Linked DNA regions of Homo sapiens: region 1 is linked to region 2. The links are chromatin contacts, found by Hi-C in ENCODE. All regions are on one chromosome and are shown on one strand. Each heading gives the region's core, a stretch centred on a gene start or an enhancer-like site at or near the end of the contact. The rest is flanking DNA. Distances are from core to core; before and after follow the strand shown. Region 1 holds the start of PDE6D (phosphodiesterase 6D). Region 2 holds the start of MFF (mitochondrial fission factor).

Region 1 (2,982 bases), core at 88-2,587, 4.5 Mb before region 2:
TTCACCTTTTACCCACTCAGTGCCTGACAAATAACAGGCTGAAAAGATATTTGTTGAATTACATGGAAGAAAAAATTGGGTGAGTTCCCAGATGGGTGAAAGTGGGGACAGGCAGAGGAAGGAAGGCCAAGAGAAGGACAGAGGAGGTTTCCAAGGAAACCGTGGCTCACACTGTAATTTTACCTACTTCCTGAAATCACATTAAATGTCACCTTGAGTGGCAAAAAACAAAACACCAAATCCTACCTAGGCTGAAAATAAATAAATATCACACTCCCTCACTCGCAAGAAATCCACCAAATAAATGCTACCTAATTCTGGGTGTTTCAACAGTGGATAGGAAAACCGTTCAAGGAGAATAATTCACATTGCCATGCTGCTAAAAATATCACCTCCTTAGTGTGGTGCAAAGAGTCCAGACTGCAAGTCAGCCGACTTAGGGCTGAATTCTAACTCTGCCCGAACTTGCTGTGATCTGTGGCCAATCCCTTCGCCTCTCTGGGCCTCAATTTCCTCATACGTAACAACAGGGGATAGATTAGCAAAGTCCCTTTATGTTTTGATATTCTGAGTATACAATCCATAGCTCTCCCGGTGCAAACCAGGAATACAGCAAAAAACCCTGAAATACATGTAAAAGGCGCCTCAGACCAACAAACAAGCACGATTTGAAGAAGTCATTTTGTTCTCTTTCACGGTTTAATCAGTGTTTTTGTTTGTTGTTTGCAGCCTTACCATGATTTGCAGATGTCTGAGTTCCATGTAAACAGAAGTTAACTCTCTGCGGGCTGTCATCTTCTTTTGAGGGTGAGAAGGGTCTTCCCGTTGGGTTTCAAGTCTCGGGATTCCGAAACGACCAACTCAGCGGGCGGGTTTGTGAATTTGCGCACACTGCGCGGCACACTGGAGTCTAAGTTACAGAGGAACCGAGTGCAGGGGATGCTGGGATTTGTAGTCCCCGGGCCTCTTTGTGGTGCGCTGGGATCTGTGGTCCCCCGAGTGCGCCGCTGGAATGCTGGGAAATGTAGTCTCTGTCGCGTCGCACAGTGCAACTCAGCTGCCGTCTCAGACGGCTAGTGTGCTCAGTGGCTGGAGCAGGTCCCTAAAGCCTCTGCAGATCCGAAGCCAACCCTCCGCTGGGACAAACTCTAGGCAACAACACCAGATGAATATTGTGTCCTATGGGACTTCCCGGGGAGGGCCCTTCCCATTGACGTTAACAGTCCCCCTGCGAAGCCGCTGCGCGCTCCTACTGGCTGGTTGAGATGCCAATCGCCAAGGCTGGCTTTCCATTGGTTCCAGGAGGGCACTGCGAGGCTAGGGGGAAGGAGAAGGGATCAGAAGCGGGAGCTGAGGGGAGAGAGAGGCCGGTCCTGGTCTGGCCGCTGCGGCTGCTAGCCCGAGGTCTCCAAGCCGGGCTGCGGCTCCATCCTCGGCTCCTGGGCACCGTCTGCGAGGCTCCGCCGACCAGAGTGAGAAAGCCGCGGGCGGCGACCGCCGCATCATGTCAGCCAAGGACGAGCGGGCCAGGGAGATCCTGAGGGGCTTCAAACTGTATCCGTCCGGGAGCGGGGCGGGGCCGGGAGGACTTGGGAGGCGGCCGCTCACTGAGGAGACTGGCCGGGGGCGGGGGCCGCGCCAGGTGGGCCCCACAGAAGAAGGGCCGCGGGAGGGGAGAGGAAAGGAACAGCGTGCCGAGCACCCGGCGGGACCCGGCGCGAGAGGCGCCCCAAGGGGCGTCCTGAGGGAGGAAGGGGACGTTGACGGGAGCGCCGGGGGGTGGCGGGTGGAGACGGGGGAGCCTGGGGGACGGGGCTGCGAGAGGTGCCGGGCGTCGGAAACGCTGTCGGAGAAGCCGGCTGGGTTCCGATCCCCGGCCGGGACCCAGAGGCCGGGATGGGGCTGCGGCCCGCGGAGAAGGGCTGAGGGGGCGCGGTGGGCTGATCTCGAAGCCTAGAAGCCTCTTTGGCTATAAGCCTACCCGGGGAGCGGGGAACAGTGACTTGGAGCGGGCGACCTTGTGTGGGACAAATACCAGTGCTTTTAAAACTCTCTCAGGTCCCCCACCGCACCGCACCGCACCCCACCCCCGTCTGGTTTCCACAACTTCTCTTCCAAACTTGTGGCTTCTTCCAGGACTGGAGTAGTTGGGGGAGGTGGGGAAAGAGAAGTCCAAGATCGACCTCGTCTTAACACTCTTGGCCTTCTCAGGCATTGGTCACTGCTTCCCCCTCAGCGCCTCAGTTTTCTTTCCAGCAAGATGAGGACCATAGGCTTAGGTGTGGGGTGCCTCGCGCTGGGACTCCTAGCCGAGGTGTCTTTGCTCGCTCCTGTCGGTGCGGTTATGCCTAGCTGTGGTGGAGCTGTCCAGCAATGGTGTGATGTCGCTGGGGCCACGGTAGGATAGAGTGGGGTAGAGAAATCATTGCCTCGGGCCTGTTGTGGTGCCCCTTTTGCATCCTCTCCGTAAGGAAGCTTTGTGTTTTCGTGGAGTGTGTTAGTCTGTCACCATATGATGCAGATGAAAAAATGCAAACTTGGATATTCAAATTTTCCATTCTCCTGCCAACTTTAATCTCTTCATGCATCCTATCTGTAATCTATAGTACGAACGTTCTTAAATTGCTCCCTCAGTGAAAAGGTAGTCACCACTTCAGGGCTCCTCCCTTGGAGGTTTAGTAAAGCACTGTTTTCTTGGTATTCTGTTGCGTTTTCACAATGTCCATGTCACGCTTGCAAATTTAATTGCTTTGCTATAATCAGAAACCAAGTTGGTAATACATTTTAGACCACAGTGCAAAAAGGAAGTTTTGGATGTACAAGTGAGATTTTTCGAATGGAAATTGATCTATGCTTTTTAAAAAAACTAAAGGCTGTATCACCTTTGCATACTACCATCTGTGATAAACTTTCAGTACTTTCATGTTTTGGTTTAGTAGCAGCCTCTTTTATAGCTCCATGTGCCTTTCTGTGTTTCTCTCC
Region 2 (2,967 bases), core at 414-2,913:
TTAGAACACTGGAACCCAGAAAGCCTCGGAAGTCACCGAAACAACTTGAGTCAAACTGACTGTGGTTGCAAATGTTTATGTACTTTTCAAAAACAAACATACAAACAAACAAAAACAAACCAAAAAAAACCCTCCAGTTGTTTATTACCTACTGCGTGGACCTAGTTCACACAGATGGGCCACTCTGCACACCCTGTTTCAGTTCTTTTTCAAAGAAACTATATTTAAAAAGTCACTGCAAACTTTTAAAACTATATATTAATGAACTTTAAAATAAGGTTATGAACCCACAGAAAAGTTTCAATACCAGAAGAGAGGAGAGCGAAGACTAAACTTTGCAATTCTGAAAGGAGGCAGCTCTATCAGACAGGAAGGGAGAGAACACAATTTCCTTTTGGAAAAAATGGCAAAACCAATATACAAGCCTTTGAAACCAAAAGATAGAAGGTCCCCCAAGCAATTTAATTGCATGGGAAAAGACTACTAAGTATAACTAAATCGTCCTAATTTTCCTAAGGGTTTTTCTTTTGGGCTCTCATTAGCCAACGGAATTGAGGCAGAAAAAATGTTTTTCACGCAGGGAGACAAAACATTTGTGATCATCTTAAGTCTCTCGGTGGATGAGAGGCCTGAATACAAATGGTTCTATATTTGGGCAGAAGGGCCAGAAACCTTTTTTTTTTTTTTCCCCTTTAATGTTCTCCAATGAAAACATGTCACTTTTGAAAGGGTGCTCTTCCCTCGAGAATGCCCTTTGCTTCTAACTTTGTGGGAGGTAGACAGGGGTGTTCTTTTACGATAGTAATAGTAGCACACGTCCTGCAGAGGAAGGTCAGAAGCTCGGCGGAACAGGAACCGCAGCTTTCCTCCGGCTTCCCAGCTCCTGGAAGGAAACCCGAGAGCAACTGCCTGCAGCCACATCTGCGAGCAGGGATGCTCACAGACGGACAGGGTGGCCCGCAGCCACCCGCGATGCCACAACCTGGGCTTCCAACAAGGCCCTTCTTTTCCAAAATGTACTTGCCACAAAACAACACAAAAACCTCCTTTTAAACAAGGCAGGTTTAAGGTCAGCCTGTAAGGTGTCAGGGCCTTGGCAGGGAAGGATGAGTGAAGACCTGCAAAGCCCGGCGTTCACGCTCACGGGACTCCCGCTGCTTCCCAAACCCCTATTTTCCAGTCGGAAAAGTCCGGGTTAATACACAAAAGGAGACGCCGAACCACACAAGGTGAAGAGGTTCGCCCAAAAACACCTGCAGAAGACGCTCCTCTCCCTCGCTCTCCTCGGGGACTCAAGGTCCCGGGGAGGAGGAAAGACCAGGGTTGAAGGCAAGAGGCCCGGGGACGGGACTCGGGTCAGGGAGACACTACCGGGGGGGCCGGGGCCACCGCGGGTCCCTGTTGGCCGGAGGGTCTCGGCGGCGGCGATAGGCCTGGCAGCCAGCTCGGGCGGCAGGTCGCGGGTCGGGAAGACGTCAACACTCACCCCTGGGCCCACAGGAGGGTCCCGGCGAGGACCCCCGCCCTCTGGCTCCCGGGGCGCTCGAGTGGGCGCTCTCAGAGGTGGTTGGCTGAGAGCACGGAGGCGCCCAGGGACAGCACCGGCGGAGCGGCCCGCAGAGGGCCAGGGCAGAAGCGCGAAAGGCGCGGGCTGGCCCCTTCTGGGAGCCGTAGCGGAAGAGTGTTCGTGGTCATGTGACGCGGAAAAGGGCGGACGCGTGGCCCACGCACTGGAACGGCTCCACGGTAAGCGATGCGCAGACATCTTTGTTGTGGGCGAAACGAGGTGACCGCAGGTGACTCCTCTTGCGGTTAAGTTTAATTCACACTTCGGCTTTATTAGATTTTGTAATCTTTAAGAACTTGGTGTTTGCAAGGTAAACCTTTGGTAGCCAATTAAAACAACTTTTTCAGGACCATCTGGCATGAAAATTTCTATGCTGTGAGGCTTAGGAATTCTCATATGTAAATCAGCTCCGCCAGTGATTCCATGAGTTCCAATTTGATACTTCTTAAGCCCTCGGTTGATCAGACCTTGTCTTCCATGAGAATTCCGGGAGAGGGGAAGTTAAGTTTCACAGTAGTTGGCGGCATCGTTTAGCTTTGGGAGAGCACTCTCTGCTTCTGAACACCCAACCACAGACTCTTCCCCCCAGGAAGCCCTTGCTTAGAGCGGGGGAAAAATGGTACAGTGCTTGTCAGTATGGGAATGTACTGAGGCCAAATAATGTGATATTTTATATGCCTTGGTTTTCACAAACACCTAAAGGTGTACACATGACTTATGTACTCCCCTACGATCTAATTGATATTCTAGAGATGTTACCATTCTTCAAAATGATTTGGGAAGCCCTCTGAATTGCGTTCTTGGGCTTCTTAACACTGGTGTAGGGAAAGTGAAAATATTTCCTCTCCCCTCTTGGGGTCTTGGCTGGGCCTAAGAATTAAACTGATGAGGAAAAGAGTCAAACTCTAAAATATTTGAAGAGATTTATTCTGAGCCAAATGTGAGTGACCATGGCCCGTGACAGAGCCCTCAGGAGGTCCTGAGAACATGTGTCCAAGGTGGTTGGGGCGCAGCTTGGTTTTATGTATTTTAGGGAGGCATGAGACATCAATCAAATAAATTTAAGAACTACATTGGTTTGGTTCAGAAAGGTGGGACAACTCAAAGCAGGGGCTTCCAAGGCTGTAGGTAAATTTAAACATTTTCTGGTTGACAGTTGAAGACCTGGGACCCATAGAAAGGAAATGTTGAGGTTAAAATAAAAGATTGTGGAGACCAAGGTTCTTTTGAAGTCTTATAGTGGCTGCCCTTAGAGACAATGGATGACAAATGTTTCCTATTCAGATCTTTAAAAGGTGCTAGATTCTTACGTAATCTCTTTAGGATTGGGAGGACCTGGAAGAAAATGATCTAGCTATGTTAATAGAAATTCTATGTAGATGCAGATTTTCCCCCAACAA

Evidence for each region. A loop is a pair of places that touch in the nucleus more often than their neighbours do. Pooled maps may share reads with other maps.
Region 1: a loop to region 2 is called in a map of CD4-positive, alpha-beta T cell, with 9 times the contacts of the local background. The contact joins the promoter of PDE6D here to the promoter of MFF in region 2. A Hi-C loop is called at or near these places in 2 of 168 maps with a recorded cell type or tissue (CD4-positive, alpha-beta T cell and naive thymus-derived CD4-positive, alpha-beta T cell) and 6 of 50 pooled maps.

What each region holds. Positions count from the first base shown.
Region 1 is chr2:231,779,637-231,782,618 of GRCh38, reverse strand. PDE6D (phosphodiesterase 6D) reads left to right here and starts at 1,337. Exons shown (of 5, transcript NM_002601.4): 1 at 1,337-1,554. The coding sequence starts at 1,505. It also overlaps a transcript of COPS7B not described here. RefSeq lists enhancers at 1,311-1,540, 2,091-2,170 and silencers at 1,751-1,800, 1,924-2,147.
Region 2 is chr2:227,323,947-227,326,913 of GRCh38, reverse strand. MFF (mitochondrial fission factor) reads right to left here and starts at 1,663. Exons shown (of 9, transcript NM_001277062.2): 1 at 1,487-1,663. It overlaps MFF-DT (MFF divergent transcript), which reads left to right and starts at 1,750. Exons shown (of 14, transcript NR_102371.1): 1 at 1,750-1,796. RefSeq lists a silencer at 1,322-1,611 and an enhancer at 1,792-1,841.